Regions from separate parts of the Mus musculus genome. Here all the other regions are linked to region 2. Evidence: chromatin loops called from intact Hi-C (ENCODE). Cell type or tissue: left cerebral cortex. All regions are shown on one strand.

Region 1 (5,000 bases), 410 kb before region 2:
AAATGGCAGAGGCAGACCAACCCAGAGTATACAAGCACTAATTATCTTTGCACAGTAAGTAAATAGCTCTGACCTGGAACCAGAATGGTAATTGCAGTCTGCACAGCCTTTCGGATGATGCTGTCCAGGGCAAACATCCAGTGTGGCTTGATGTTATGATTCCGAAGAACTTTATTGACCTGGAAAGACAGTGACCTTTAGTCTATGTTAATTTTTTACATTATTTATTACTATTATTCTCTTCCTGCAAGGTGTCTATGTGTTTATATGCATGGGCATATGCATAAGGAAGAGGAAGAGAAAGAGGAAGGCTACAGTTGTGGCACTTAAAACAGCTGCAGAAAGTGTAAAAGCAGGGAGAGTTCAAGAGGTTTTCAATAGACAATTCTCACCCTGCCAGGTCCTGACCGCCATGTAACACAGACAAAGCCTGAGCACATCCACGATTTGGAAAAATCAAGGGAAGAGAGTATAAATTAGCATCCACGCACAACGTGCATGTTGGCAAATCTGATCTTTTTCTTCTTTTCCTGCAACTGTTGCTGATGCTGATATAGGGGAATAATCTGCTAGAATATTCCAGAAAGCCCAGTCACATAAAAAAATGATTGTTGTAAAGATAACTTTTTACTATGACTGGTAAATGTCCCACCCATTTAAACAGTTATACACCCTACCATTCTGTTCTTTCAAAAACCTACTGTGAAGCACACAGAATATAAGACTTCCAATGTTAATCACTTGCATTTGCTCAGATGAGTCTTAATAATATAAAATTAGTGATTTCAACCACCCGAGGCACTATGTACCCCCATGTTACTGTGTGAAGGTCCTCGCCGTCCATCCTTAGGCCTCTTTCTCATATAGAATTGGAACTCGGGACTCAGTCCGATCTCAGCTCTCACCCAACAGTGCTGCACACCTGACCTGCGTCCATCCCTGTGGTCTGTGCTCCGGGAACCTCCCCAAAGTCAGAGGATGAATTCTCTGGTCGTTTTTAAAGACCATCCCGTTTGACTTAGCATGACATTCCTAGGACTCATCTACATTTATAACCTGTGCCAGAATTTCCTTTTTAAAGGTTGGACAGAATTCCCTTAACATCTGGATTGGGTCACTCTTCCCGGTTCACAATGTCACCTATGTAAGCAGGGCTGCGGTTAGAGAACCAGGTGGAAGCTGGAAAATGGTGGCTGAGCTCCAAACTCGTGCCAAGAGTCAGAATGACAGCAGCTCAGTCTTTCCATTGGTCCAGCCTCATCCAAACGACCCGGTTTAGGAGAGAGCCGGCCTGAGGCCTTTCGCATAGCAGTTGCTCCCAAGGAAATGAACTACTTCTTGGACCTCACTTGCTCCAGGGGATTCTTTCAGAGTGAGCTTGCAGTACCTCCATTTCTTAAATGGATCTGCCTGCTTATGTGTCTAACCAGGCTATCACTTAGAACATGGGAGTATTTCAAGTGTGAATCCTTCATAGCCATGGCCCCCCTGCACATCCCCTCATCACACAGCGTATTGCTCACTGCCGCATTACACAGCGTATTACCCAACAAGAGCACTTGACAGGCCAGGAGTGAAACTGGGTTGAGCGAGTTGCATGACTATGTCTGACCTGGGCCCAAGGCTCAGGATTACAGCTAACTAGCTCTCACTCTGAATTCTCCCCAACCTCCTGCCCAGAAGCCAATGTGTGGGCAGGCACAAATCAGCTACATCGTTGCACTGGATGGTAGATGGCTGGGTTGCCATAGTTGCAGTGTAAGCATGCCTTAGCATTTAATATTAGTGACAGGCCCTGCTTGGATTCTCTAGGACCTCGGTCCAGTCAGGAGAATCTTGTTCCTGTTCTTCACACAGCAGAAACACCAAGTCGTTTCCACTCAGAACACCAGTGACTGTGGAAGGATGAAGATTCAGTTTGGAATGGAGGATTGTTTCTTGTTTCAAATACAAATGTCAAGAAACTACCTAACACAGGAGTAATACATTACAAGTTAATATTAAACATTTAAATAAAACCACACAGTGCAATTTTATATTTGCATACAGGCACCACCAGATATTTTTTCCTGCCTCCCATACCTTGTGTGTCTGACAGTGGCTTACAAAGGTCTATTTTGAATCAGACTTGCAGAATAACTTCTGGTTTGTCTTGCATAAGACTGTCAGTGATCTCTCATTAGATCACGAGTAGTTTCCACTCACCAACTGCCTGTTTTCCAAACTATATTTATGGTGGGAAAATAGTGGATATTTACGAAATGAACTTGTTAAGAATGTCCTATATGGAAACCAGAGAAAAGCCTTGGGGGCTGAGGGGAGAGAGAGCATTTCAACACTGAGCATTCCCAGGTGTAACAGTGCATTTCTCTCAGTGGCCACTAGATGGCACTTCTTGTTCAGCATTACAAAACACGACTAATGTGCACTATGCTTTAGAGGCCCACACATGATCCTAAGGAGAAACCCAGTCTTGGGAATGAATGTCTGTAAGCCTTGCTGTTTCCCATGGTGGTTCAGCTGTGTGAGTCTCTTATCTTTGAGGGAACTCAATAAATACCTCACATCTGTCATCCGAAGAGAATGCAGTTTACCGAGTAAATGAGAGGGAACAGAATTTGAACTGTATCCCATTTCTATAACCAACCGACCCTGAGCAGAGTTTGTGGGGAAATGGCGGCCCGTGCACTTACCGCATCCTGGAAGCCAAAGAGGACCACCTGCACCTGGCTGATGCCGTGGCTGTCGAAGTCCAGCTCCAGCTTGAGCTTGGACAGTGTAGTGGCTATGATTTTTCGGTCAGTGGACCTCACAAACTCTCTGAGGCTCGAGATGAGGGTTGTGATGTGTTCCCACTTTAGTTTAGGCTCTTCAGCACCCTGAAAATAAAACCCGACAGGGCCTCAGTCACTCTGTACTCCACGCGAGCTCCCCCTTCTCAGTCTTTTCTCAGAAGACCTTTGCTCCGAGAGGCCTTCCCCAACATGCTTTGAACCCTGTGGCTCCCCTTAGTAGCCATCACTGCTGCCAGAAGTAACCAGTCTTTGGAGAAACAGCCGTACGCCCACGCTGGTCGGTAGCCAGGGCACATTTGGGCTGTGCCCAGATGGGGATAGGTTGAGGCGGTGAGAATCCTGCTGTTGGGAATTTTAATTGGACACTAAGGTGAGAGAGGGGCACGGAGCCATGGAATCTTAATCTCCGAGTCTGCCTGCAGAAAGGTCACAACCCAGGGTCGGGGTGCACCCAAGGACACGGGAGTAGATGCAGGGGAGTCGAGAATGACAATGGAAAGAGAAGAAGATAGAGCAGAGACGAGCAGCACAAGACGAACAGCAGCAGCCAAGCAAGAGCAAAGATGGAAGGAACCGTGGAGCTTTCTGTCTTCCGGACTCACACACCATGGTTCTCTAGGCCAGGCTCAGCTGGGTACCAGCCGGCTACCTCTCTCCTGGCTGTGTGTATCTATCAAAAGGTGTGCCTGGCCCTTCCATGGCCTTTAAAGTCAACTCCCTGTCGTAAAAGGGGCCAGGTTAGACACCACCATTGGAACCCCACCTTAACAACAACTGGGTAATCAGTTATAAAAAACAAACCAAGGAAACGTTCACATATTTAAATAGACCTCTCTTTCAAAGTGATTTTTATTTTATTTTATTTTATTTTATTTTATTTTATTTTAATGTGAGCAAGGCACACTGAGCCTGTAAAGAAAACCTAATCCTCATTAAACTTCAAGAATTTTTATTAAGCTAATTTCTAGTTCATACTGCATTTTCTAACTGTATTATTAAAATTAAGTTTCTCCACCAGGCCAATAAAATTCCCATCATTAGAATTCCATGAAAAATTTCAAAACACACCCTCACCTTCTCCACATATATTCTTGATTTGGGAGCTTGGTCCCCTGTTTAAGTTCTCATGAGAAAAGTCTAAATTGAAAGGCCTAAAGGCTGTCATTAAAGAAACATTTGAAAATTACACTGAGAACAATTACACTCTTTGTGTTTTTCTCATCACAAACTGAATGACAGCCAGAGGGAGGATTCACAGGCAACTTCCTAACACCGGGAAATATCAGGAGAGCGAACTGCTAGGAGAGCAAGCATTTATTTTTGACATCAGCTTTGTCTTTAAAGCAGCAGCAGCAGCAGCATGTTGCCTGGATGCGCGTGTGGCTGTCCTACACAGCACAGTCTCTACCCTGGGAAATGCTTCCCGTCCAGGCTACCACATCCGCTTAGTCATCATCATTTCTGCCCTAACTCCCGCCCCTCTGTGTCAGCTCATTCGAGGGCTTTCCTTTCTGAGACAGCATGTTCTGCAGGGTAAACCTGCCTCAGAACAATGGCAGCATTCGACAGTGAGCCTTTCCCACAAATTCAGCATTCACAGCTTTCCTGCAAAAGCCCTCTCTAGCCTTGTGTGCACAGGGGTGTGTGTGTGTGTGTTATATGCAGCTATGCACACATGTGAAGGCCACAAGCAGATATTGGGCTATCTTCCTCTCTTACTCGCTGCCTTATTACATCAATGCAAGGTCTCTCAATGATCTCCAAGGATCTTCCATCTCCCCTTGGGCTGGAGTTCTAGGCCTGCCCCGCCACACTCAGCTTTTTATGAGTGCTAGAGATTTGGATTTGAACTCTGCTCCTCGTTTTCACAGAAAGTGCTCTTGTCCACCGAACCCTCTCCCTAGTCTTTATTCCTTAAACTGTCAGCGATTTGTGAAAGGTGAGATACAGTTTAAAGAAGTTAAACTGTAATCAATAAAAACTGGGGCCAGGGAGACGGCTCAGTGGGTAAGAACACTCTCTTGAAAGCATGAGGACCTATCACTCGCGGAAAGAGGGGTCTTGTCTTCACTTGCCTGTAACCCCAGCATCATGAGGCAGAGACTGGTGGATCCCGAGAGTGCACTGGCCAGTCAGCCTAGCTGAGAGAGCAAGCTTCCGGGTCAGTGAGAGACACGGTCTTAAGGTTAGTAAGTCAGAGAGTAA
Region 2 (5,000 bases):
TGCCTGTCTGGGTAGCGAGTTTCCTGTGAGACTTGCTCAAACAGGGGACAGGTAATGAATTACCCCTGATGTTGCAGGGGTAATTCAAAGAAGCAGCAGTTGGGTAGGATGTCCAGTTAAGACCTATGAAGTCTGGCTTTCCATTTAGGAGATTAAGGGAAGACACAGTGAAGTGGAGTTAGCCAGGGTAGACGAGGGAGGGCCATTCTATCAGAGGGAACTGCGAATATGGATCCTGGACATTTGGCTTGCTCTGGGAACTTGGTAAAGACAAGAAGGGGAGTAATTAAAGTAAGGAGAGAGAGGGAGAGAGAGAGAGAGAGAGAGAGAGAGAGAGAGAGAGACAGAGAGAGACAGAGACAGAGACAGAGACAGAGACAGAGAGACAGAGAGAAAGGGAGGAGGAGGAGGAGGAGGAGGAGGAGGAGGAGGAGGAGGAGGAGGAGGAAGGGGCAGGTCACATAGAACCCTGCAGGATTTAGAAAATTGCAAAAGCCATGGAAGCCTTTGTGGTGTTGAACAGGGCCATGCTGTCTGAGGAATTCACTGTTCCCACTCCTATAGGCTTAAAGCGTCTGTTTACATAATGGTGATGATGGATCCTCTTCCTTGCGGAGAGACAGAAACGACACACAGAGAAGATGACACAGGCATGATCTTTAGGATGGAGGTTAATAGCCCATAGGATGAATCTGGTAAAACCTCTGCCCAGAGAGGCAGGGAGTCATTAATAGTGTTACGCAATGTAACCCTTAGGGAACAATGGGGACATTCAAAATTCCCGTAGTGGTGTACCTTAAATGAAACATCAAAATGTGTATAAAATGTTGATGCCACATGCAATGTTGTTTCTCTTTGGGTGTCCTGGGATAATTCAGCCTGATCCTATCAACACTTGTATAGCTCTGAATTTTGTGCAAAAGCAGTCCCAAAGTTAAACTATTATCTATTCATGAATGCTAGTGTTATACAGTTCTTAAAAGTCCATATTCGCGCAGAAGTGAAGATTATCCATGGGTTCAGTGGTTAAGTGTAGGAACGGTATCCAAGCACCTACTATACCTTCTAACTGGTTTTCCTGTATTCATGAAGTACGTGTGGAGGTCGGTCCCATGCTAAATGCTGGGTCTCATAGATCAAAAAAAGCCCAGTGGTGTGTGTGTGTGTGTGTGTGTGTGTGTTTATGTGTGCGTGTGTTTGCTTTAGATTTTGCTGTTAAGTTAGGAGTATTGCTGCCTTCTAATATCATTTTGCCCAGTTAGTGAGCAAGTTTTATTTCTCACATTAACACCAAGCAAGTTCAGTATGGTAGCTCTATTGCACTCACTGTATGCAGAGATCTTCCCGTAATCATTCATATAGATGTATATGTATATGTGTGTGTATATGTGTGTATACATATGCTTGTCTCTCATCCCCCTTGATGACCATACTTAAATCTCTGTCTAGACCTTTTATAATAAACTTCAACTGTGCTTTAAAAACAGAAAATGAATTCATATCAGGGATATTTGAATAAGCCTTTTCACATTTGGCTTATCTTGGATTATTAAAATATAACCATATACTTGCATAAATTTAGAACTTAGAAAATAATCTTCTTGTATAGACTACACGGTTCAGAAACCGCTCCAAGGCCAGCGTGCATGCTTCCGGCCTCTGAAAGGTAGTGAGCATCATGTTTTCTCTGATTGAGGTCTCACTTTTTTTCCCCACTCGCTGGTTTTTCCAGGCTGGAGCACAGGTGCTTGAATCAATTTTATAAAATTACAATTGATATTTTGGGAAGCTTTGTGGCTGTTGTCTTTAATTGAAACCGTGAGATACCTTGCTGAGATACCTTGCTTTTTAAAGAGTATGTTTTTATATGGCAGAAAAACAGAAAGAAGGAAAAAAAAAGAAAGAAAAAGAAACTTTTAAAAAGTGAATCAGCTTGGCTTTCTGAATTCCAGCGGTTACGGTTTAAACTTTAAAACAACAGAGAAAATCCTTCTAGTGCTTTATGTCTTACTGTTTTATGCTTTGTTATTTCTCAGAAGTACGTATACGCACACGTCAGGATTGCCAGGAAAACGGGATGTGGCTTACCCTTTTGGGGCTGATTTGGCTTTTCCAAACTCTGATCCAAGCTCCCACAGGCTATGAATCTTGGACTTGCCAAGGTTTTAGTGCGAGCCGCCCCTTGCCATCACTGTCACCAGTTTCGAGGTACAAGTTTTGGGCCACTCAGGAGGGCTACTACCACCCCTGTACCCCCCAACCCCAGCTCGGATTCAGCAAGCTGGAGCCCGGCGTGGACCCTTTCAGGCTCCTGCCAGGTAGCCCTTGCCGAGAGGAGCGACTCTCCTACCTGCGCGTCCCGAAGCGGCCAGCAGCAGAAGCAGCGTGAGCAGCAACAGTGGCGGCGGGTCCGGGTGGCCCGGCGCCGGGGTCCCGGGAGTGTGCATGGGCTGTCAGTTCGGGTCACATCTCGGGAACGCGGCGTGGCCTCCCCGGGGCTCCTCTGCAACAGCGAGACCCGGGCGATGGAGCCCAGAGTCTGCTGTGCACAACCAGCTCCCCCTGCAGGGAGTCCACGCGAGGGTGGCTGTCTGGGTTTCAGTTCTGAGTCCACACAGGCTTCAGGGGGTGATGGAGAAGCCGATGAGCTCTGACTCAGTACAGCAGAGTCTTATCATTCACTTGAAATGTCAGGTTTCATCCCGGAAGAAGCTGGAAGGGTGAAATAGGTACATATTTCTCAACTTACTGTTAGGCATGCTGCTTACCCTAGTCGAGATTTCCTCCCCACACCCCGAAGTCAGGTATCTTTGCATTTTACAGAAGAGCAGATGCAACCTCAAAACACAATAGAAGTCTCCCAAATGGGAGAGGGCCATCCCCCAGCTAAGAGAAAGAAAGGAAAAGCCAGGGAACACTGTGACAGAGATGTGCAAGCAGACCTCAGGGCTCCTCCTTTCTAGGTAGCTGTAAACATTAAACACAATGCGAAAAGAAACAAATTAACCATGTACTTCAGGCAGACTCTCTCTTTCCTCCATAGACTCCTGTTGCAAATGCACAAATAAAGAGAAATAGCCCTAAAATTGAATCAACAGACATCTAGAAGAGTCTCAATAACTAAAAGAAAACAAAACAGACGAACAAAGAACCCCTTTTGTGGTGGAGGCAGTCAGAGATGCAGCCGTTTTTAGAATGCCTTACACTCCTGTTTTCACTCCTGTTTTTTTTCCGGCTCAAAGAGTCCTAAGAGTCTTGGATTGGATTTGAAGGCTTCTGGAGGGTTAAAGCAGACCCTGCTATTCAGTTGTGCTTCTAGTTCACACCGGTAGGGGGCCCTGGAGGAGGAGGGACAGGACCTGTTAGCTGTCCTAGTTTCCAGCTTCTTCAGATACACGAAGAATTTGCCTCGCTGGCTGGACCCAATTCTCATGGGTCCAAATCTCCATTTAGTGAAATTCCTTTATCTTCTGTGTAGTCATGTCTTCCTTTTGTTTCTCCAGCCTTAGGAGTGGAAACTGCAATCAGTAGCTACTAGTTTCAAACTTCGACTTCTTTTCTCAGTGATCGGTTCTCTGACATCTGCCTGTTAACTGTCATGTTTCTTTCCTTTCCTGCACAAACTGGGCTCTTACTGATTCATATGTAATCCCTGAAAAAAGTAAGAAGACAGTATGATAGCAACATATTCTTTTTATATCAATGTTAGGACATGTATGCATTTCTGTTTAAATATGACTCATTCATAGCCTTAAAGGAGCTAGCTCAAGCAGACAGCTACCTTGCTTTTTCAACTTACACACATATTTCTTGGGAGATAGTCTACAGCCTGTTCTCTTAGGCTAGAGATTGGAAGACAGCCAGACCCTGCCCTCTCTGGTGTTCTTTCTGATAGTACTCATGGGTAGCCAATCCAAGGTTCACTTGCAAGGACTGATCTTTCTATAGTAACAGATCCCTTATGTCTCTGCGAAGGCTGAGTTTGGCCCTGGGACTTCCTAGGTTCGAACTCAGTGATGTTTCCCATGCGCTGGAGAGGAGAGTTTCACATCTTATTTTAAACCTGTTACCCAGAGCTCGCCTTAGGGCACTTCTTTAACATCTTTTAGTATTTTTTTTTCCTTTGTACTCTTACGTTCTAACTTCCAAGCATATCTGTTAATTCCAGGTAAAGAAACAGTCCTTCCCAGGTTAAATAAACTCGAGTGTATCCTCCAGAGATCTGAGAATTAACACAATCACATAGGTAGTTTCTTCAACTTATCTATATTACAACAGCGTGTCACCTTTTATCACAGTGAAATCTTAGCTTGGAGTCAAATGGACTAAGAGTTTCTGGGTTTTCTATAAAACAAAACAAAAACCAAAAAGACCCTCATGAACTAGTTAGCATCACCCCACAACTCCCACTTCCAAGCACGAACACCACACACACACATACGCGCACACACACACACACACACACACACACACACACACATCAACAAAATACATATTTTCCTATTCCATTTTAAGTCCTGAATAGTTTCCAGGCATGTTTAGCTTTGTCAACTTGACACAAATTGGGCAGAGAGCCTCAATCAGGAATTGTCTGCATTGGGGTGACCTGTGGGCATATCTGTATGAAACTGTCTTAAGATAATTGATGGAGAAGACCCAACTTACTTCAGGCAACGCAATTCCTTAGGCAGGAGGTTCATCCCTGTATAAGAGCAGAGAAATTGAGCTGATGCAAGCAAGGAAGCAAGCAAGGGAAGAAGCAAGCAAGGAAGGAAGCAAGGAAGCAAGCAGGCAGGCAGGCAGGAAGGAAGGAAGGAAGCAAGCAGGCAGGCAGGCAGGCATATATGCATTCTTTCCTGCCATCTTTGTGGTGATGTGGTGTAGCTTGCCAATAAAAGTTTCTACCTTGGCTTCCCATGGTGATGGACCTTAACTTTGAATTGTAAGCTGAAATAAATCCCACCCCCAAGCAGCTGCTTGCCAGGGTATTTTATCACAGC
Region 3 (5,000 bases), 68 kb before region 2:
GTCCCTGTTTAGTTTCTGTTTCCATGATCTGTCCATTGGTGAAAGTGGTGTGTTGAAGTCTCCCACTATTATTGTGTGAGGCGCAATGTGTGCTTTGAGCTTTACTAAAGTTTCTTTAGTGAATGTGGCTGCTCTTGTATTTGGAGCATAGATATTCAGAATTGAGAGTTCCTCTTGGAGGATTTTACCTTTGATGAGAATGAAGTGTCCCTCCTTGTCTTTTTTGATGACTTTGGGTTGGAAGTCAATCTTATCAGATATTAGGATGGCTACTCCTGCTTGTTTCTTCCTACCATTTGCTTGGAAAATTGTTTTCCAGCCTTTCATTCTGAGGTAGTGTCTATCTTTTTCTCTGAGATGAGTTTCCTGTAAGCAGCAAAATGTTGGGTCTTGTTTGTGTAGCCAGTTTGTTAGTCTATGTCTTTTTATTGGCGAGTTGAGACCATTGATGTTAAGAGATATTAAGGAAAAGTAATTGTTGCTTCCTGTTATTTTAGTAAAAATATGGAACGCTTCACGAATTTGCGTGTCATCCTTGCGCAGGGGCCATGCTAATCTTCTCTGTATCGTTCCAATTTTAGTATATGTGCTGCCGAAGCGAGCACACATATGTATACTTAAATCCTCCCTGCTATGGAGATTACTATCTCTGTGGGCCCATATGGCAGTTCATGCGGCCCCTTTCTCTCTATGTAGCTTTCCAGGCCTAAGTCGCTAAGTCTGAGATAGGTTAGGCTCCCTGTCCCCTGCTTTCGACCTAATTTTTAAAGATCAAATGCCTCAATAGTTATCATCTATGTCTACTTACTGTATGAGCCTATTTCCAGGCTCTATTTATATTATACCAGACAGACGGAATCCCAGAAATCCCATGTGAACCATGTTCAGAGATTTTGAGAATTTGCCTTTTAGGTTGTTTTAAAGCATTTTTTTTTCTTTTAACTTTCCTAACTTCTCCCTTCTATGGTGCTTAATATCTCTGTATACTTAAGATCATTTAAACAATTACATTATATTCTCTTCTATTCTTAAAAGGAATTAAATCAAAATTTAAAATCTCTATCTTTTATTTATCTGTTGGCTGGAGGCAGGCAGCTTTTATGGTCTGCTTCTCACTGCCTTTCTCCTAGCACGGGGTTAGGGAATCAGCCAGCCTCTTTGGACAGCAGGGGCTCCCAGAAGCTCTGAGCCGAGGTTCTCTCTGGCAGCTGTGTTCTTCTATTCTAGTTTCATGGCTTGTATGTGATCCTCATAGCTAGCTGAGAAACCACTTCTCCCCTCCTCCTAGACTTATATCAAGTGTGTGTGTGTGTTTGTTCCATCCAAGAATCTCTAAATTATTTTTAATAGTGAGTTCTTGCTTACCACGTTGGGGCCATTTGTAGAGGTAGTTGGCTACACTGCTTTGGCTCCAGGAGGGTCACATGACCTGGCCAGGATCTATCTGGATTCTGGAATTGAAGACACACACACACACACACACACACACACACACACACACACACACCAATAAATTTTAAAACGCCTTGGCTAGCTCCAAGGTTGGGCAGTTCGAATTCTGCCTGCGGCTAGCACACATTTTCCTCCTCTAATCCTAGCTTAAAGCCCTCTAATTATGTATTTTATCTTTGTTGTCTTGCCTTCTTCTGGGTTGCTCTCTAGTCTTTGCTGCCCAAGACACTTCTGGGCAGCCCTTTGGGGGCCTCATTCCTTCTCACCTATATTTTGGATGATTTTTCATCTGCAGCTCTAAGTCTGATCCATCTTTCTCCAAATTATGGCGATTCTGTCTCCCTTTTTTCTAGTTCCTAGCCTTCGCACATCTAAAGGTTCCGCTCAACCTTCCTCCGCCCAGTCATTGGCTGTGTGGCAATTCTTTATTACCAATCAGAGCCAGCAGGGGGCAGGCTTCCTTTAGCCTACATGCAGGACACTGCAAACAAGTTTTTGGGTAACACAATTAGCAAGTTTTTGGGTAACACCAGCCACTATGCAAAGCAGTGAGAAGGAGTCTTTAAACTCATAAATCCTGTCTCCAGTGACATATTCCCTCCAGCAAGGCTACTCCAAAACTTCCTCTAACACCAACCGCAAGTGGAGACCAAGTCTTCAAATACACAAACCTGTAAGGGAACGCTTCTACTCAAGGCGTCGAAGTGAGTAGGACTTGAAAGATCAAAGAAGTGAACAGGATTTCTCGTGAGGTTGAGAGACTACATGTGAGGAAGGAGAAAGCCGAGGACATAGCTCAGAGTTGAGATGGAGACTTGGAAATCGCCAAGTAAACGTCAGAGAAGCCCAAACCTGTGTAGTAGTGACTTTCCTGCCAGGGAAAGAAAGCTCATTTTAAGTGGCTGGCGCACAGAGAGCCTCGTAAGTTCCTCGAGGGCAGAACACACATCATTTTGTTCCCCCATCCTCCGTACCCAAATGCGGTAGATTCTTAATAATAATAATGCATTTATTTGATTCCTAAAAACCAATCAAAGTCAGTTTGATCTTTTGTCATCTCCCAGTAGCAAGTAAAAAGAAAGACAGAAATATGCAGATGTCTTTGTCCCTCAGCCCATAGCTGCATCCTTGTACCATACAGGATCTCATGAGCTCGAACTGGCTTCCAAGTTGCTACACAGATAAGGCTGGTCTAGATCTCCTCCTCTTTTGTCCACATCCCGAGTCGAGGTGTATACCACCACACTTGATCAGAGTATGTCTTTCAACATGCTTCTCTTCAAGGAGTCAAAAGGTCTATATTGTCTAACGGGATGAGTTTGTGACAGCACCTTTTCCACCTCTTAAGGCTCCAGCTGGCTTAGTTTTTTGCATCTACCTGGCTCAGCAGGAGCGAGGGAGACCTTCGGATCTCAATCTCCATGTGCTACTGGCACTGTATGCTTACAGATCTAGGCAAGGGTTGTCACTCCCGCCAAGAAAGGAAGTTTTCCTCTTCCAAACTGCGGAGCAAAATGTCCACCCTAAAACTTTCCTGATCACTAGTAAGTTCCTGGGGAGCAGGGAGAGGCCATCTTTGTCTGGAAAAGAATTAAGATGTACTCAAAGGAAAAGATCTGCATTAGGTCAGGTTTGGATATAAGAAAAGAACACTCCAGATGGATTACAGAGCTTCTTGTAAAAGAATGCTTTCATGGTTTTAATTACTGCCCTTTATTGTGGCAATCATGTTAATTCCCCCCATCCCCCAATTTGGATGTTCAGTTTTCAAGTCTGGGAAATAGAAACATTTTATCCTTTATCAAATAGTTCTGAGGCATGAGTGATGAGTATGGGGGGGAAAAGACAACTTTAAAATATTAGTTGGCTAGAGAGCAAGAAAACCAACAAACAAGAATCTCACAAGAAAACAAGACCCAATCGCGCTCCCAAGCGTGCTCATTCTTGCATGAGACGTGTAGTACATCAGATCACCAGATCTCTGAGGTTAAACCTCAGCTTTCGCACTCCCCAGTCTCTGGTTGGCAGCATCATGTGCAAGCTGTTAAACTACAATGAAAGCATGGCAGTGGGCTTGTGTTTGTTGGCCAGAGACCATTCTTGCTTTATCTGTTCTCTTCTGAATCTTTCAGAAATAGTAGTGATTTTTTAAAAAACAAACCTAAGGTGAGCTATTTTCACCTTAGCTACATCTCACAGCAGGGAGCTCATTGTGAAAGCATTTAGCAGAGAGTAGGCTTCTAAGGCTGTGCAGGGCAGACAGAGGTGTTGCAGGAGCTAGGACACTTGGGTCGCTCTGGTTTTTATCATACTCCGGTCCCCAGTGAGGAACCGTGGTGGTAAGATAAGGCTTTCCTTTAGACCAAAACTGACCCAGAGTCAGGAAGAGAAGCAGAAACCATGGTGGGAGGGTGGGTAGCAGGTGGGCGGGTGGGGCAGTGACTAGACTCTATTCCATTTCTGAACTGAGGAGGGGGCACGGGCATTTTCATCTCCATATTAGGAAAGGCTCCAGGTGATCAGGACTTGGCAGAGATTTCTGAGAAGTCTGTGCAATCCGATGGAGTCATTTTTGGATATAAACGCCCGTGGCTTCCCCTGTGCACTTCAGGGAAGACTTAATTGCCGCGTTCTGCCTTTCTGCACTCCTCTCCCCTCATTTAACCACCCACCTTCCAATAGCACATCTGCAGGCTCTGCAGAGACGTGGCAGGCAGCCACGGATCTGTCCCACACTCAGCACTGTCTCAAATGCCAGACTTGCCGGGATTCTGCATGAGAGCAGAGGCTACTGAGCAGTTAAAGGAACGTTCTGTCAATGACTGCGCGCTCCAACGTCCTAGGAATAAATCAAAACTAGGGCCCTTCTGTGCTACAGAGAGAGACTGAGTCTGTGCATTTTACAATAAAGAAAAGGTAGTGTGTGTGTTGTTGTTCTCAAATTTTACGTATTTTTGGTGCTGGGGATTAAGTCCAGGACACTGTATGTGCCTCTTCATGGGGCTGCAAACAGCCCGTCTGTTTCCAAAGCTTAATTCTAAAGCCCAGTGTTCCGTACTCAACCTGGAAATGCAAATCCAAACCAGAAATGGCCATATTTACTCTCTCACTGGGCATGGCAGTTCATTTGAAAATCTGTGCAAACTCTGGATCCTTAGTAACTTTGTTTTCTTTCATGTATAAGGGGTGGCCTCAAACAATATTTAATGGGTTAAGACATTTGCTTATATAACTATACATTTATGTATCAGGTTATAACTAAGTCCGGCACAGTTTTCCGAAGAGAACTTTTGTTCCATATTTAACTTTAAAATAGAAGGAAATTTGTATTACTACCTGGTTCACTTGGGCTTATTGACACATTTATTTAGAATGATAAAGATCCAGTCTATGGTGCAGGGACACTAGGCAAGCTGTCTGTCACTGAACTACATCTTAGCCCCTCCAGGGCTTTTAGACCAGTGGTTGTCAAAATGTGGGTCACAACCCCCAGGCTCACATGACCCTTTCACAGGAGTGGTCTAAGACTTCCAGAAAACAGAGATATT
Region 4 (5,000 bases), 180 kb before region 2:
CTTGACTGACCTTGAAATCACTCTGTTCACCAAGTTGGCTTCCTGCCTCTGCCTCCCCAGTGCTGGGTATAGACGTGTGACATCACGCTGAGCATAACCAACATCTTAAGAAATAGAAATGTAAAAACATCCTTGAGTTACAAAACATAAAATCTTTCACTTATTTACTTGTTTTTAATAATTTATACCCACCAATTTCATAAAAGTATAGGTAACAAATGAACAATTATATTTAACATCTAAACAGTGGTTGTAGGGTTTACCATAGTCCACTGAGTACGCACTTAGTATTGATCCCACATAAAGTTGATTAACTCTAGCATCACTTAATATAGGTACCATCTTGTGTGTGTGTGTGGAGAGCACACTTAAGATCAACTTCCTTAGCATCTTTCAAGCATACGTGATTATTAACCTCATATCTCTAGAATGTATTGATTTTATAACTAAAAGTTTGTACCATTTGGCCAGAGTCACTTCTGCCTTCACCCTCTCGGCCTGTGCTGACCACTGTTCTAAGTTTGACTTTTTTGGATTTCATGTCTGTCTTGGTCACTCACTGTTCTCTTACTGTGAAAAGACACCATCACTTATGCAACTCTTATAAAAGAAAGGTTTTTCATTGGGGCTGGTTTACAGTTTCAGAGGTTTAGTCCATCGCCATCATGGTGGGAAGCATGGCAGCACGCAAGGAGACACTGGATTAATAGCTATGAGCTACGTCTAGGGCCTGTGGGCCAAGATACTGCGCCTAGCCCACCCTCAGGGATATACTTCTTCCAACAAGGCCACAGTTCCTAATCAAACAGTTCCATTCCCTGGTAGATAAGCATTCAAATAGATGAGCCTGTGGCGGCCATTCTTATTCAAACCACCATAATGTCTTATGTGACAAAACATCAAAAGTTTACTAAAGTGCAGATCAGTATTAATGATGTTTCCCCTGAAACTTCTTCAAAGCAAACCCAAACACTTAACATTTCCTACACATATGTAGGAGCTAAAGTTTTAAGACTCAAAGTAGCCTGCTGGCTAATGATACTCAGTAATCAGCCCAGGTGTATGTCTGGGCTGCTCTCACAGAGGATCATTAGACACAAGTGTCACTGGACACACGCTATGGTAGGGATGTGTACATAACTTACTCTATACAGTGGTAGAATAACAGTGTGTAAGCTCTCAGTCGGCTTCTTGCACTGGTGCTGAGATGGAGGAGTGTGCCCCGGAATAGCACTGCTGTGTAGCCAAAGCTGCCTGCCAAGAGGTCGGATGGAGCAGCACTGTTTTCTATAAACTGTTCTTCTAAGGAAGGCCAGGCAGGGAGAGTAATTGAATTTTATTACTTTCTGATGAACACCGAGGGAGCAAGCTTTTCAAGATGACTGTCTTGTCTGCTTTGACTTTTCTTTGTGGTGCTATAAGTAGTAATCAGTTGGTAGATTTAAAAGTATGTATAATTTGGCATGGTGAAGGACATTTGGAAACTGTAGACTTGTATTAAGGCAGAATGGAGTCAGTCTCTAGGGAGTTAGCATGGGAGAATGGACAGGCTCACCTTTCTGCTTTTCAGACATCATGTAGAAATGGACACTGTGTCATGTTTTCGTAGAGTGAGTTAGTTGCTAGCCGTTGACACTGTTATAAAGAGCTAAGACGTAATATTTGTCTTGGTGCTGTTTGCTTCCTAAACATGAAGACTTGACTTTTTTAGGTGTATAGTGTTGATTGGAGCCAAACCAGAGGTGAACAACTTGTTGTGTCTGGCTCATGGGATCAAACTGTCAAAGTGGTATGTAGTATTACTGCGCTTACACCCAGTTTCCTTACACACTGCCGTTGGAGTGTTTCCTACAATGTTCTGTAGCTTTACATGTGATCAATTAGTTTTCTCTTCAAAAGTATTTATTAAAATGTTTATCAGAATTTAAAAAACTATTCTTGACTACAACCCAATAATTATCTTATTTTGTGCCTTAAATACTACCTTATTTTATGTAAAAATAAACCTTAAAAATCTTTACATATATGTCCTATATGTATATATAAATGTATATGGTATTCATGAGGTATATATGTATTACATATAGTGCTACATGGTATATACAAAAGTGTTTCTGTTTACCTTTGTTGACTAATTGATCTCATTTGTTTTCAGTGGGATCCAACTGTTGGAAATTCTCTGTGTACCTTTAGGGGCCATGAGAGTGTCATTTACAGCACAATCTGGTCTCCTCACATCCCTGGTTGTTTCGCTTCAGCCTCAGGTAAGTAAGTTTTGAGTTCTCAGAAGCCTGACTTACTAGTGAAGGGTGGCCTACTTCTTTACCAGTAGGTGGCGCCGTCAACTCTCGATTCAGAGAAAATGGGAGTGCATACCCATTTTGTGCTCTTAGGGGATTTAATTTTTTCTTTCCTTTTTTTTCCCCCCCCCAATGCTGGAGGTTGAGCCCAGAGTCTGTGCTCTGCCACTGAACTAGAGTCACAGCCCTTAGGATCTTTCTTTCTTTCTTTCCCTGCCTGTCAGCCTGATGGCAAACATTTTCAGAGGACTGAGTCCCAGATTGTGTTTTAGTAGATAGAACCCTTTTTAACAATAAATGTTAGGGTTGTTTTTCTTCTTCTTCTTCTTCTTCTTCTTCTTCTTCTTCTTCTTCTTCTTCTTCTTCTCTTTTTTTTGTATGGACAGATTTTTTTTATTTATAATGTCATAACATAATTAAAAATACATTTTAAGAAGGAGGGTTTGTTTTTTTTGTTTGTTTGTTTTTTTTGTTTTTTTTTTGGTTCTTCGAGACAGGGTTTCTCTGTGCAGCCCTGGCTGTCCTGGAACTCACTCTGTAGACCAGACTGGCCTCGAACTCAGAACTCCACCTGCCTCTGCCTCCCAAGTGCTGGGACTAAAGGTGTGCACCACCATGCCCGGTGGTTTGTTTTATTATTTTTGTTTTGTTCCATAACACTAGATAACCTATGAGGCACACGTGGGCTTTTCAATGAGTAGGCTGAGTTTGGAGCTGAGACCCATGACTTGGTGAATATAGTTGTGTCCTTGGCTCAGGGTTGGTTAACTAAGAGCGTTTCCATTAACCAGAGTACCCGGGGAAGGCAGCAGAGAGCACAGGTGGAAACACTCCAGCCCTCAGAGCCACACGACTCACAGACAGGTTTTGTGAGTAATGTTTAGTTGGCACACAGCCCAATCAACTCAGTTACGCATCATCTGTGGCTGCCTTTATTCAGTCCTAACAAAATTAAGTAGTTGTTACAAAAACCTAATAGCTCTCCAGGCCAAAATACTTACTTCTGGCCTTTCATGGGAAATGTTTGTTGATCCTGAGAATTCTGGAGCGAGACAAAGAATTAGGTGTTCAGAGGAGGAGGCAGTAGCTAGGGAAGAGGCAGTGAGTTTCTAGCCATCGTCCCCTTATTTAACAATCCAGCGGAAGACAGGCTGCGACTTTCTCAGTACATTGTATCAGTGTCCTGAACAGCTGAATCATATGAAATGGGTCACAGGAGTAAAATTCAGAGATCCTTTGCTAGTTTCTTATATTTTTAACTCTAAAACTTAAGAACTATTTATTCATTTCCCCTAAATTCTTTTCTTTTTTTTTTTTTTCCTGAGACAGGGTTTCTCTGTGTAGTCCTGGCTGTCCTGGAACTCACTCTGTAGACCAGGCTGGCCTCGAACTCAGAATTCCGCCTGCCTCTGCCTCCCGAGTGCTGGGATTAAAGGTGTGCGCCACCATGCCCAGCCCCCCTAAATTCTTGAATTGTTGTTTGACGACAACTTTTTACCTTTAGGTAACTGTACACAAAGTCCATTTAGATTATGTAATTTTTGAGATTCTGATAGTAATGGTAATATCTATGTGTGAAGATATCATTAATTCAAGAAATGCTTTTTTCCTTGATAAAAATTACCAGTATTCTTTTCTGAAATGAAGACCACTATGCTCTGTCAGCTTATCACAGTATCTGTAAAATTATCTCTATAATTCCTTGGCTTTAATTCTATCTTTCATGAAAGTCTGTGATTGGAATTAAATCTTTTCCAAACCATCATTTCTTTTGTAATGAGTTAGTAATACATTATTTTCTGGCTCTGTTTTCTTCTCCTTTTTTCAGTTCTAGGATTGATCATGGCAGCACACCTACTAGGCAAGTAACCTGCCACTAAGCTGGGTCCCCAGCTTCTCTTCTTTTTCTTTTGTTAAAAGACAGGGTCTCATCTAATCCCAGCTGGCCCTCCAACTCCTGATCCTCTTTGCAATGCCAGGTCTTATGTGGTGCTGAGGATCAAGTCCAGGGTTTCCTGCTTGCTGGACAATGCTGGCCTATGGAGGGACACGCTCAGATCTTCAGTTTCCTTCTGCATACCTGAGTGTGGTTTACATCCTCCTGTGGCACAGCTGCTCATAAGGCTTGGTGTGTGTACCAAGTAAACAGCGGCAATAATAATGCACTTAATGTGGAATTAAAATGTAAAGCCATGCATATAGCTTGATTTCGTCATCCTTAATCCTTCTAAGGTAATGTAAATGTTACAGGTTTCATGCTTTCTGTAAAACAATCTGAGCTGACTGCAGTTCATTACCATTAACATAGAGGGAGTTAAAGCTCTTGTCAGGAAGGAAGTTGGATTGAAATCTGCATGGTTTCCCCCTGAAGAGGGGCCTCCCGTGGCCTTACATTCTGTGGTTTCATAGGGATGGTTTCAAACCTGAATGCATTAGTGACACAGACTCAAAATGAGCTGAAACCTGCCTCCCTTCCACTGAAGCTGGTAATTTAACTTGTGACTTTTAAAATAGGAATTAAATGTAACAATCATAGGTTTTAATACATGAAAAATGTCAAGAAGTAAAACTTGTGAGTTTTTAAAAATTCTTTTTTTAATTCTTTTTACCTTGCCATTAGATGTTAATTTGTTTATTGTAATTACTTGAAGTTTTAATTGTGTGTGTGTGTGTGAGAGAGAGAGAGAGAGCGAGAGAAAG
Region 5 (5,000 bases), 360 kb before region 2:
CCTGTACTTCCAGACAACAGCTTTCAAAAACCCTGCAAGAATTACTGTCATGAAATTTAAACTTTAATTTTAGTTGTAACTGCTGTGCTTTAATTTTAAGTAAACACCAGAACGAAACAAAGCAACAACCCGGTGATCAGGGTAGCTGAGAGGCTACGGTAGCTCAGTGGCTCCAGCAAATAAGCTCATGTTCCTTTGGGCCAGCTGCCTGCTACCTTCCTTGCACTTGTGTGTTTGAGTTCACATGTATAGGGTTTGGAAGCACATGCGTGCAAATGCATGTGGCGGCCTCGGGACAACCTCGCCTGTCCCTCCTGATTTCTCCAGTGTGGTGCAGCTTTGCTCTTAGGCCCCACGGGCAGCTGTTTCCATGTCCCCAGGTTTGGGAGTGTGGGTGCACACTCCACTCCTGGGCTTTTAAAGTGCTGGTTCTGAGAATGGAACTCAGTCTCCACGCTTCTATGAAGCACATTACTGACCAAGTCATCTCCCCAGACTTAGCATATCTTTTCTGAGAGAGAAAATCAATCTGTATAGCCCAGGCTGGCCATGGACTTGCCATTGTTCGGTCTCAGCTTCTTGAGTGCTAGGATTCCAGAAGTACACCCCACAGCCAGCTTGGAACTAACTTTAGGTAGAAATTTCAACAAAACCTCTGTATCTTTTTATTTTTCATAAATTAATATGTGTGTGTGTGTATGTGTGTGTGTGTCAAAGTGTATCTGCATGTAGACTGTCCATTACAGCTCAAAGGAATTATTACATAATTTATGCAAAACTTAATTATTATGCTAATAATGTTTGGACACAAAAATTTGATTATTATGTGACACAAGTGATTCATAGAATTCATGTTTTAAAAACTTAAAATTTATCTCTCAACCATGACTAAAATATCCTAATTATTATCAAATAATTGTTCTTTAATCATTTTCCCTACATCTCCCAGACTGACATATATGTACAAGGTGAGCTTTTTACCTTAGCCTTCCTACCTGGTTTGGTGTGGGGCCTGAGTGCTAGTTCAGCTGGCCATGCGCTGTACCCTGGCTTTCAGTCCTTCCTCTTAGCAATAGCTAATTCCAAGGTGAACACCTTAATCACCTGCTCCCTGACTGAAGAAGGCGGCCAGATACTCTGCCATCAACATCAGTTTAGGGTTTTATTCGGTTTTCTATCAGCTTTATTCAGAACATCAACAAAGTTTTTTTTTTTTTTTTTTAAAGCTTTCCTAGAGAGTCCTATAAAAATGAACCGTCAGGATTCAGTTTCTTTTTGAACTTGCCGATCAGATGCTGAAATCCAATGGGCTCCCTTTACAAGGCTCCAGTAGATGGTTCTTTATTTAGGAGTCTGACAGCCAATTGGAGCGAACTTATCCATCAACAGAACTCTGTCTGTAAGAGCGAAGACCCAGCGGATGACTCTGAACTTACACTAGGCAATGAAAATTGTCTCAAGCTCATCTACTAAACCAGCGAGTGGCCTTCCATCTTGTGACTGACAACAGTGACAAGACTGTCACCCACGCCATCACCAACTAACACCCATGCCAGAGCCTGCCTGGGAGTCTTTAGAAGTCTCTCCTGCTTGATCTCTTCCTTCAATAACAGCGAAACTACCCTAATTATTTTCTTAATTATTTTTTTACCCTCTGTAAAAGTTATAACAGACATTGAAAAATCATCAAATGTTTGACCACAGCATGCAATTAATAGTATGATATGTAAAACAACCATGAAAAGAGCCCCTTCCCCACTGCTCTGAGGTTGTGGCCTCGTCCTGGCTAATGAAACAGAAGCTGAGCTTTGCAGCTTTGAGGTGGTCTAGAACTCTTCTCTTGGCAAAAGCAACCCAAAAACCTACAATCTCTATCCACAACTCCTATATCTTTCCTAGGGCCATCCAACCAGGAGTGTGGATAGGCCCTCTCAAGTTTGATGCAAACTATTCAAAAACCAGTGTTTAGTGCACCTTACTGGGATTTTAGCAGATTCTGTTGTGAGGTCCAGGGAGGGAGGGCAATGCAGAAAGGCCTAGTGGGGAGCTGAGGCGATGACTAGGTCACTAAAGCACTCACCTGCAAACACAGCCCCGAGTTTGATTCCTTAGAACCCATGTAAAAATGCCAGGGAGTGGCAGGCCCCATGCAATCCCTGAGTGGGCCAGAGGCAGGAAGTCAATCATTCTGCCCTACCTGGTGAATCCAAGGCCATTCAGAGACCCTGTCTCAAAAGAGTCAGCACTCATGAAGATGCCACCTGAAGCTGTCCTCAGCCTTCACACATACACACATATGCATGTACACCTGGACATATACATACATGCATGTGTGCACACGTACTTGCACACATATGTGAACCAGTAAACCGATGAAAATGTGTGTATACATTTAAATTAAGAAAAAGAAAGGCCACATATAAAGGAACCAAGTACTAGACAGCAGCAAATTAAAACAGCAGCCTTCGGCCTCTGCTCTCAATCTCACTCCTATTGTCTGTCAACCTGAGGTCAAAATGTCTCCATAACTGTGTGACCCAGACTTCGCTGCTGACCTATGTGTGACTCAAACGCACAGTGTACCCTTACCTCTGCAGTCTGCCGCTGAGCTGTTGCCCAAGACCACGGTTGGGCTGGGACTGGGCATGAGAGCAGAGCAGGCTGGGTGGCAGGTACACACAGCTCTAAAGTGGCACTGGGAGAAACCAAGGATGGGTTCCTCAATAGACCAGGCTGGTTTGGTAGGAAAAGAGCAGACTACTTCCTGAGTATCTGGTTTCCTGAAGGCTGCTTTGCCTGGACACATCTCACTACAGTGCTCTTAAGTTCAAAGCCTAAGCTACAGCCACTGCACTGGAGGAGGCCCAACCTTCACGGCTAGCAGGGACTCACCACAGGGAGGCACTGGTGAGCTGCAGAGTAAGTACCAGGATCCAGAGATGCAGAGCTGGAGAGGTTAATTAGCCCCAGCAGACCCCACACCATGGTTACCTGTTTGAACCAGCAAAGAAGCACTGTTTTCTAGGAACTGATCCACCCCAAATTCCACGCCCTGCCAAGGGCAGGAATAAGAAGTAGGAGTTAGCAGTGAAAGTGGTAGTAATAATTTAATAATTATACTGTCAGGCCTTATTGCTTACCTGAGCTAACAGTCATTCCTCCCTTGTCCCTTCTCCCTAGCTAACAGTAACAACAGGGCTTTTGGATTTGTTGTTGTTGTTGTTGTTCAGGATCTGCTGGGGCAGGGAATTTAGTCTAAACTGGCCATGAACAGTTCAAGTTCCTTACAGGTGGCTGGCTGTTGTTATGAAGGTTTGGGCTGGATTCTCCTTTCTGGGATGCTGTCTGTATGAGGCAATGCCTGGAGTAGCTGTTTATGACCATGAGAAGACAGCCAACAACTTACAGAGAACTGAGCTCAGAACTCGGGTACAAAATCCCCCTCAGAAAGAACCCGTCTCTGAACTTCTCAGGATAGGAAATACCGTTTCCCTCTTGGTTGAACTTGGGAGTTATGGCCAAACACACCATAAGCAGGAAAGACTGACCACCTGGAACTGGGTAAGAATCCTTCACACAGTTATCTTGACCACTCTACATGGCCACTGCCAAGAGCTGGGCTAAGAGAGGGCAGGCAGCCTGCACAATACACATGCAGACTTTCCTCAGGTACTGACTGGAAACATCAAACGCCCACAGGGAACAGGTACAGGGCTAGGATTCATTAACTATGCCTCATGCAGTCTTCAAGATTTGGACTGAATGGATGTCTACAGAGAACCAACTTACAACCCAGAGGGACACTGGTTTGCAAAAGCTTAAGTTTTTGTACATGGACTATTTTACTATGACCACTACAGGGGATGGGATACCACAGGTGCAGCCCACATATGTCAAGAGACAGTGGGAGAAGCAGAGGGATGGCTTAGGAGTTAGAGCACCCACAGAGAGGCCAGGCTCATTCCCTGCACCTACAGGATGTCTCACGGACATCTATAATTCCAGTTCCAATGGATCCGGGGGCCCTCTTCTGATCTTTGTAGCCCCCCAAAATAATACATTGCATATACATGGATGCAAGCAAAATAAATAAATACATTTTTAAAGAACACAGAAGTAGATGGTGGATAATTCACAGCCTAAGCCAATAGCCCTGCCTCACATACCCATTTATATCTTAACACATGCATTTCTTAGCATACTGTAAAAATTGTCAGAGAGACTAAAAACATCCACACCAGACCCACTTAACAGAGAGAACCCTTCTGAAAGAGCAAACAAAACATCTAGTTGGAAGAAGTACTGTTTCCAAAAATCTCTGGCTCCGTCCTTGTTCTCTTCCTGTCTTCCAAAATCCATTGGCTCTGCACTCATTCTAGGACTGTGTTCATCGCTAATTCCTTTAGTCGCGTTCTGTTCCAAGTGTCCCTGGGTAACCTTGCTCTTTCTGGTTAAGCCTCTGAAGATCTCTCCTAGCCTTGCTCTCTGCCCAGTATAAGACCATGTCTGCATCTACTTTAGAGTGTTGTAAACAAGGCAGTGCACTTCAAAGAGGTATGATTAGAACACACATCGATTGTGCCCGGGTTGTCTGAACAAACTGTATCTCTGTAGGTGCTTGTAGGTCATCAGTTCCAAGTGTCCGGGTCCAAAATGAAACTCCCCCAGAATTCACCCTTCCCTTCTAGGCGAAACCTAGAACCTGCTGGTGTTATCACTCTTAGACTTTGAACCACTAACACTTAATAGTTCCATTTAGTTAATCTTCCTAATGACATTATACATTTTTTCCCCTTTTCTTTTCAAGTGACCCGCCACTCTGCAGCTGCAACCCCCCTTTCCCGCTCTAGGTTCCCTGACTACTTCATTTCTGGTTCTTTCCTTTAGCAGCCTTTTCCCTGCCCCTCCAGGGTCCAAGATTCCCAAACTCTTATGTCAAGGTGAGATACGTCTCACAGCCACAGTGGTAACATCACTGACGCACGTTCTGTGCATTTAGC
Region 6 (5,000 bases), 100 kb before region 2:
CTCAGGCTACAGACCTCACCAGGCACCTGCTCTTAGAACTGGGACAACGTCCAATCCTATAATTGCTGAAAGATGTACACCTGCCACTTAATTTCCTTGGTGCCCGCAGTGAATTATACCTAAAGCTAGACAGCAAAGATGCCTGTCCACTCTGCTTTCTTTGTTTGCCCACCCAGCTACCCTCTTATCTATCTCAAAGACAGTGTGATTATTTGAAACTGAACTTAACAGGCTGCTGCTGTTGTACAAATTTTCTCTCACTGGGAACTGAGATGGGTCTAAATAGATCGCAGCTTCCTACCAAATAACATTATAATTGGCAGCTCAGATCAGTTCAAACTTGCAGGAAATTCACAAAGAGGACATAAAATATTTGCCAGACAAATTCGAATACCCACCCCTACCCCCAATCCACGTGTCACCTCCAAACTGTGAGGATGTTCCAAGACAGGGAATCTGAAGGATAGAAGGGACTTTAGTAAACTCTTTCTTTCATAAGTGAGGAGATAAAGATTTTTAGGAGAAGAAGGTAGTTACTGTTACCCACGTAACTCAGAAAAGTTAAGGCGGCAGTCTCTTCTTCCCCTCACATCTGTGCTTCCTTCCTGATCCCCAGGGGGGAAAAACATAACTCTCTCTCCCTTACTCTTCTTCCTTCCCTCTCTTCCTTCCCCCTCATCTGCCTGCGTGCCTGTCTGTCTGTCTGCCTGTCTACTAGCACATTCCAAATAGGGACAAAGGAAACTAATTATCCATCCCTCCACCACCAAGGTTTGGAACTGAGCCTCCTGAAATGTGCAAGCAGCAGCCAGGCTCACCGGAGAGGGGGTACGCAAGTTCCTTATGAGCATGGTGCTCTCACAGGGAACTGAACTCCAATAGCTTAGTGATGATTGGAAGATTAAATGTCCTCTTACTAGAGAGATGTGGAAGATATAGGCAGTTGGACGAGGTATCTGGGGCCCATGATGACCCTTGGCAGACTTCAGTCTGTGATGAATTCTTCTGTGCTCTGGTGTGCTGTTCCCACCCAGCCCTCCTTATTACCACTTAGTCCACTGGAAGATCTGCCTAGAGGGGATCATTAGAGAAAGCTGGTCCGTACATTTGGGTGGGGGGAGAAGAAAGTAATGGGACTGTGGGGTGTGGGAGGACATCAGAGAGGCCTTAGTTGTGAGGCTGTTATCTTAATTCAAAGCTCTCTGCATGCTGATGTGTCAAACTTTGAATTATTGGCTCCTGAGCCTCAGTATTATCTGTCTTTCATATCATTCAAGCAAGGGACCAGAGTATACGTGTGCATATGGTGTAGAGAGACACAGCCAGAGTTAATTGTTTAAATTAATGGCTAGTAAAAGAAAATGTAATAAAAATAATAAATTTCAAAGTGGTATGCTTTATCAGGATATGGCAGAATATGATGGGAGCCATGTAGAAGCTTGCTATTCCTAATGATATGGCTCTCTGAGCTGGTAATTACATAGACTGTATGATTGGCCTGATCTATGCTTGTCATCCCCTCTTCCTCACTCTGGGCAGTATCTGTTGCTCAGGGGACATCCTATCTTCTTTCTTTGGAGCTAGTTGAACAGGGGTGAGGTGCATTGACCCTCAGAAGAAGGTGTGTACTCAGGCCAGGCACATAAGAGAGAGGTGGAGCCAGTGGCAGGCTAGTGGAACTCCACCAAGGTGCCTCAATCTTGGGGTAACTTTCTGGGGGGGAGATCAGGTCAGAAGCTCATTCTCCTAGGCACCCCAACAAAGCAGACCCATGCTGTGCCTTGTTTAAGCACATTAAATGTCTGCCCTTGTTTGTAGCCCTGCATGCACACATGGATGCAGACACTTCCCTCCTTCCTCCTTCTGTCCCCCAAGGATATTTTATTAATCCGAATTACACACAGCCTTTCTGCTTGGCATGCTGGACAGTGAGGGAGTTTGTTGAGAAGCTCTGACTCTAAGGTGCATGTTATGTGCGGTAGAACTTCTCAACATTGCTGCCTCTACCCCATTTTCACATGCCTGAAGGACCTGTTTGGATGCCCTCTCTGAAAATGTAACAATATAGATAGACTGTATATCTGTGTGCACACTATACGTACACTGAATGCGGTTCCATGCTTCTTGCAGTGAAACAGTAAGGTGTTCTTGAAGGCTGAGTGGCATAAAGGCAGTGACAGAAACAGGCTGCCAGGAGGAGGTTAGTTGTTATAAGGAAGGGGGTAACTCCTCAGAGAACAGGGACACAGCACATGACAGGGCTGCGTGTGCAAATAGCTAAAAGGTACCTCTGGAGACTCTTTTGCCTCGAGGCCATTCTGTTTCTTCCTTTTCTCTCTTCACACGTCAGGCCCTTGTGGAGCAGCAACATCCTGGAGACAGAAAGATGAAAAGAAGCAGGAAGGGCAGTGTGTGTGGGATGCACAGGAGGAGGTGCTGTGTCATACTGGTTTCTCTTATAGTCCCTTATTTTTCTTTCTCGGCTCTGAAGTATCTTTCCAACCTTACTTTTAGTTTTCATCTTTACCACCATCTCTCTGTAAAGGCTGTGTTCTCTCTGGTCTGAATAATAATCACTCTTAAATAGTTATTTTGTCTTTCAGGTAGAGGCAAAGGAATGAGAAAGTTTGATACATGGTGTGTCCTAGCCAGACACTTAGATTGGTTAAGGTAAGGGGCGGGAGATGTTCAGAGGGAAGGAAGGAAGGAAGGAGGAGAGAAGAAGAAAGAGAGGAAGGGAGGGACCGTCTATGGTTCTGAAACTGTCTCACACTCTGGTATGACTGAACACTGGTTTGTCCTTGCTACCATGTGGATGGATATCCTGTGTGAGGAGCTCTTTAAAGAATGTGTCCTTCTGATATGACAGAGGCTAAGAGGAAAACCTGTGATAGGAGCAGAGGGAAAGAATCCGGGTGGGGTTTTTTGTTAGTTAGTTTGTTTTGTTTTGTTTTGCTTTTTGGTCAGGTGTGCAGGCTCCCTTGATGTTCTCGGTCTTAGTCATTGGATGGTAATCCTTCTGTCCATACATAGACAGAATATAGCAGCTGCCACACGGTGGCAGCAACATCTCTGGCTGTTTAGCCTGGTGGGTGATGGCTTTTTCTTCTCTCCTTTTTTCAGTCCATCCCTTCAGAACAAGCCTTTCTTTGGGAACTGGGGGCACTGGGGTAAATATTTCAGTGGGCTTTCTTAATGCGTCTCTTTACTTAAGCCATGAGCCGGCACTTCTGTCATCTTTTCTTAGTAGCCAGAATTTTAAATCGAACTCATTAGATAGTGAGACTGGTGGTTGTACACAGGGTTGTGGGGACCAGGAAGGTGACCAGATGTTCTAATTGAGTCTGCCAGTCTTGGTTCTGGCAGTGATCAGATTCCCTGGGAGAAGTCCCAGGCAGGCTCCACTGTGGCCGTTATCTGAACCGAGCTTATGAACTGGCCTACTTCCAGGGGAGAATGGCCAGAGCAGAGAGGGGTCTGGAAACCAGGAGTGACAGGGACACTCAAAAGGGAAGGGGATGTTTGCCGAGGAGAGGTGATGTGACAGATTCATTTAAATGTTGGAAGGGCTGTCACAGAGAGGAGTTTAGAATCTGTGTGCTCGGATATCAACCCTGGAAGGAATCTTAGAAATCCTACTGAAAACTCTTCCCTTTTTAAAAGAGAGAGAAGAGGGCTGAGAAGGTGACATGTTCATTGTTACAGGATTAGCTGCTACCTGACAGAGCTTAGACTGCTTGGCTAAACCTAAATATATTCACCATTCACGTTGTGAGCCATCAGGATGGGTAGGGTGGGGCATGATGGGAACAGCTTCTGCTGAGGGTTGGGGCAGCACTGTGTATCCAGAGAATTTCTGAAGTGTGCCTTCCTCCGATTGCTAGTCCCAGCCTAGCCACTGGGAAACCTGTTCACTAGAGCCATCAGTGGGATTGCTGTTTACCCTGAATGGTGGATGTGTGCACTCAGAGATAGGGGAGAGTTGGAGAGATTTGGGCTTTATTCAAGTCCACCAAGTGGGTAAAAAGAAACTTCTCGCCCAGGACTCCTCAGTGTGTAAGATCTTGTGCAAAGGCTGTCCTGAGAGTGTGAACGTGGCACTTCAGTAGGCATTGCCTTTGTACTTCAGTCTGCAAAGCCCTTCTGAAGCAATACAGATGGAGCATTCAAAATTTGGAATGCTCCAAAATCCAAAATGTTTTCAGTACCCACATGATGCAGGACATCATAAATGGAAAACCTGCACATGCAATCTTATAGGGTTAAGTTCTGAAAATATAATATTTTAATAGCCTATGAGAACAATGTGCACATGAAGCATAAATGAATTCTTGTCTAGACTTGGGTTCCATCCTTGTCTAGACTTGGATTCTATCCTCAAGGCACTTCATCATGCATATGGAAATAACCCACCTCCACCCCAATCTAAAAGCTGAAACGCTCGCAAACATTCTGGAGAGGGGCTAAGAAACTGTCATATGATTAATTGTGTTGTCACCCGTCCATACTGGTGAATTGCTTCTATTGATGTTCCAGATGGGATAAATGTGGTCTGACATATCTTGTGTAGCTTTGATCTGTATAGTAAGAAATGGGTACAAGCTGTTTCCTAGGTACCAAACATTGCCATCATTAAGCATCTAATGGCTGTGATTATGAGATGGGTGGGAGAGATAGCATACACACTCCACTCTACTGGAGCATATTCTGCCAGTATTGGAAGGAAGCATGGTGATTTGGGATTGTACATGACAAACTGACTTTGGGCAGGCCATTTTCAGGTGAAACTAAGATGCAGGTATCTTCAAAGTGTATTAGACACATTGCAACTAGCATGTTATATATCTGAGGATGAGCTAAGAAGTTACTTTGTTAAAATGTAGATTAGAGATAACAGCTCTTACTTAATGCTTTATACATAGTTCCTCACTTCATATCTAATTCATTGAACTCTATGTTTAAGAAAACATAAATTGAGACAGAGGAAAGTTTCCTAATTC

The links. A loop is a pair of places that touch in the nucleus more often than their neighbours do. Peaks named below come from ENCODE experiments on the same cell type or tissue, not always from the same donor. Only the 100,000 strongest peaks of a DNase experiment are listed, where the experiment ranks them.
Region 1: a loop joins it to region 2, with 5 times the contacts of the local background. A loop is called at or near these places in 18 of 42 quality-filtered maps.
Region 3: it touches region 2 in a loop (2.3-fold over the local background); 4 of 42 quality-filtered maps call a loop at or near these places.
Region 4: it touches region 2 in a loop (4-fold over the local background); 37 of 42 quality-filtered maps call a loop at or near these places.
Region 5: it touches region 2 in a loop (2.7-fold over the local background); 12 of 42 quality-filtered maps call a loop at or near these places.
Region 6: it touches region 2 in a loop (8-fold over the local background); 7 of 42 quality-filtered maps call a loop at or near these places.

The regions. Positions count from the first base shown.
Region 1 is chr10:20,122,831-20,127,830 of GRCm38, reverse strand. Map3k5 (mitogen-activated protein kinase kinase kinase 5) reads right to left here. Exons shown (of 30, transcript NM_008580.4): 24 at 2,694-2,879; 25 at 74-179. Among named protein-coding and RNA genes, the nearest start is that of Map7, 46 kb to the left of the region's middle. In left cerebral cortex, a CTCF peak has its summit at 2,378 (motif pointing right); DNase peaks (open chromatin) are centred at 2,391 and 4,235; H3K27ac peaks cover 206 bases.
Region 2 is chr10:19,710,081-19,715,080 of GRCm38, reverse strand. Il20ra (interleukin 20 receptor, alpha) reads right to left here and starts at 2,494. Exons shown (of 7, transcript NM_172786.2): 1 at 2,351-2,494. The coding sequence starts at 2,447. All of the region lies in intron 1 of Gm33332 (a long non-coding RNA gene), which reads left to right. In left cerebral cortex, CTCF peaks have their summits at 2,371, 2,573 (motif pointing left) and 3,332 (motif pointing right); DNase peaks (open chromatin) are centred at 2,575, 3,399 and 3,804; H3K4me3 peaks cover 629 bases.
Region 3 is chr10:19,778,459-19,783,458 of GRCm38, reverse strand. Gm25256 (a small nuclear RNA gene) reads right to left here and starts at 605; the gene lies at 499-605. In left cerebral cortex, a CTCF peak has its summit at 1,910 (motif pointing right); DNase peaks (open chromatin) are centred at 1,889 and 4,175.
Region 4 is chr10:19,891,514-19,896,513 of GRCm38, reverse strand. It overlaps Pex7 (peroxisomal biogenesis factor 7), which reads left to right. Exons shown (of 10, transcript NM_008822.2): 4 at 1,712-1,789; 5 at 2,156-2,264. Among named protein-coding and RNA genes, the nearest start is that of Pex7, 14 kb to the left of the region's middle. In left cerebral cortex, a CTCF peak has its summit at 2,313 (motif pointing right); a DNase peak (open chromatin) is centred at 2,317.
Region 5 is chr10:20,071,324-20,076,323 of GRCm38, reverse strand. All of the region lies in intron 11 of Map3k5 (mitogen-activated protein kinase kinase kinase 5), which reads right to left. Among named protein-coding and RNA genes, the nearest start is that of Map7, 97 kb to the left of the region's middle. In left cerebral cortex, a CTCF peak has its summit at 2,893; DNase peaks (open chromatin) are centred at 2,893, 3,929 and 4,302.
Region 6 is chr10:19,810,004-19,815,003 of GRCm38, reverse strand. No RefSeq gene overlaps it. Among named protein-coding and RNA genes, the nearest start is that of Gm25256, 30 kb to the right of the region's middle. In left cerebral cortex, a CTCF peak has its summit at 3,059 (motif pointing right); a DNase peak (open chromatin) is centred at 3,062.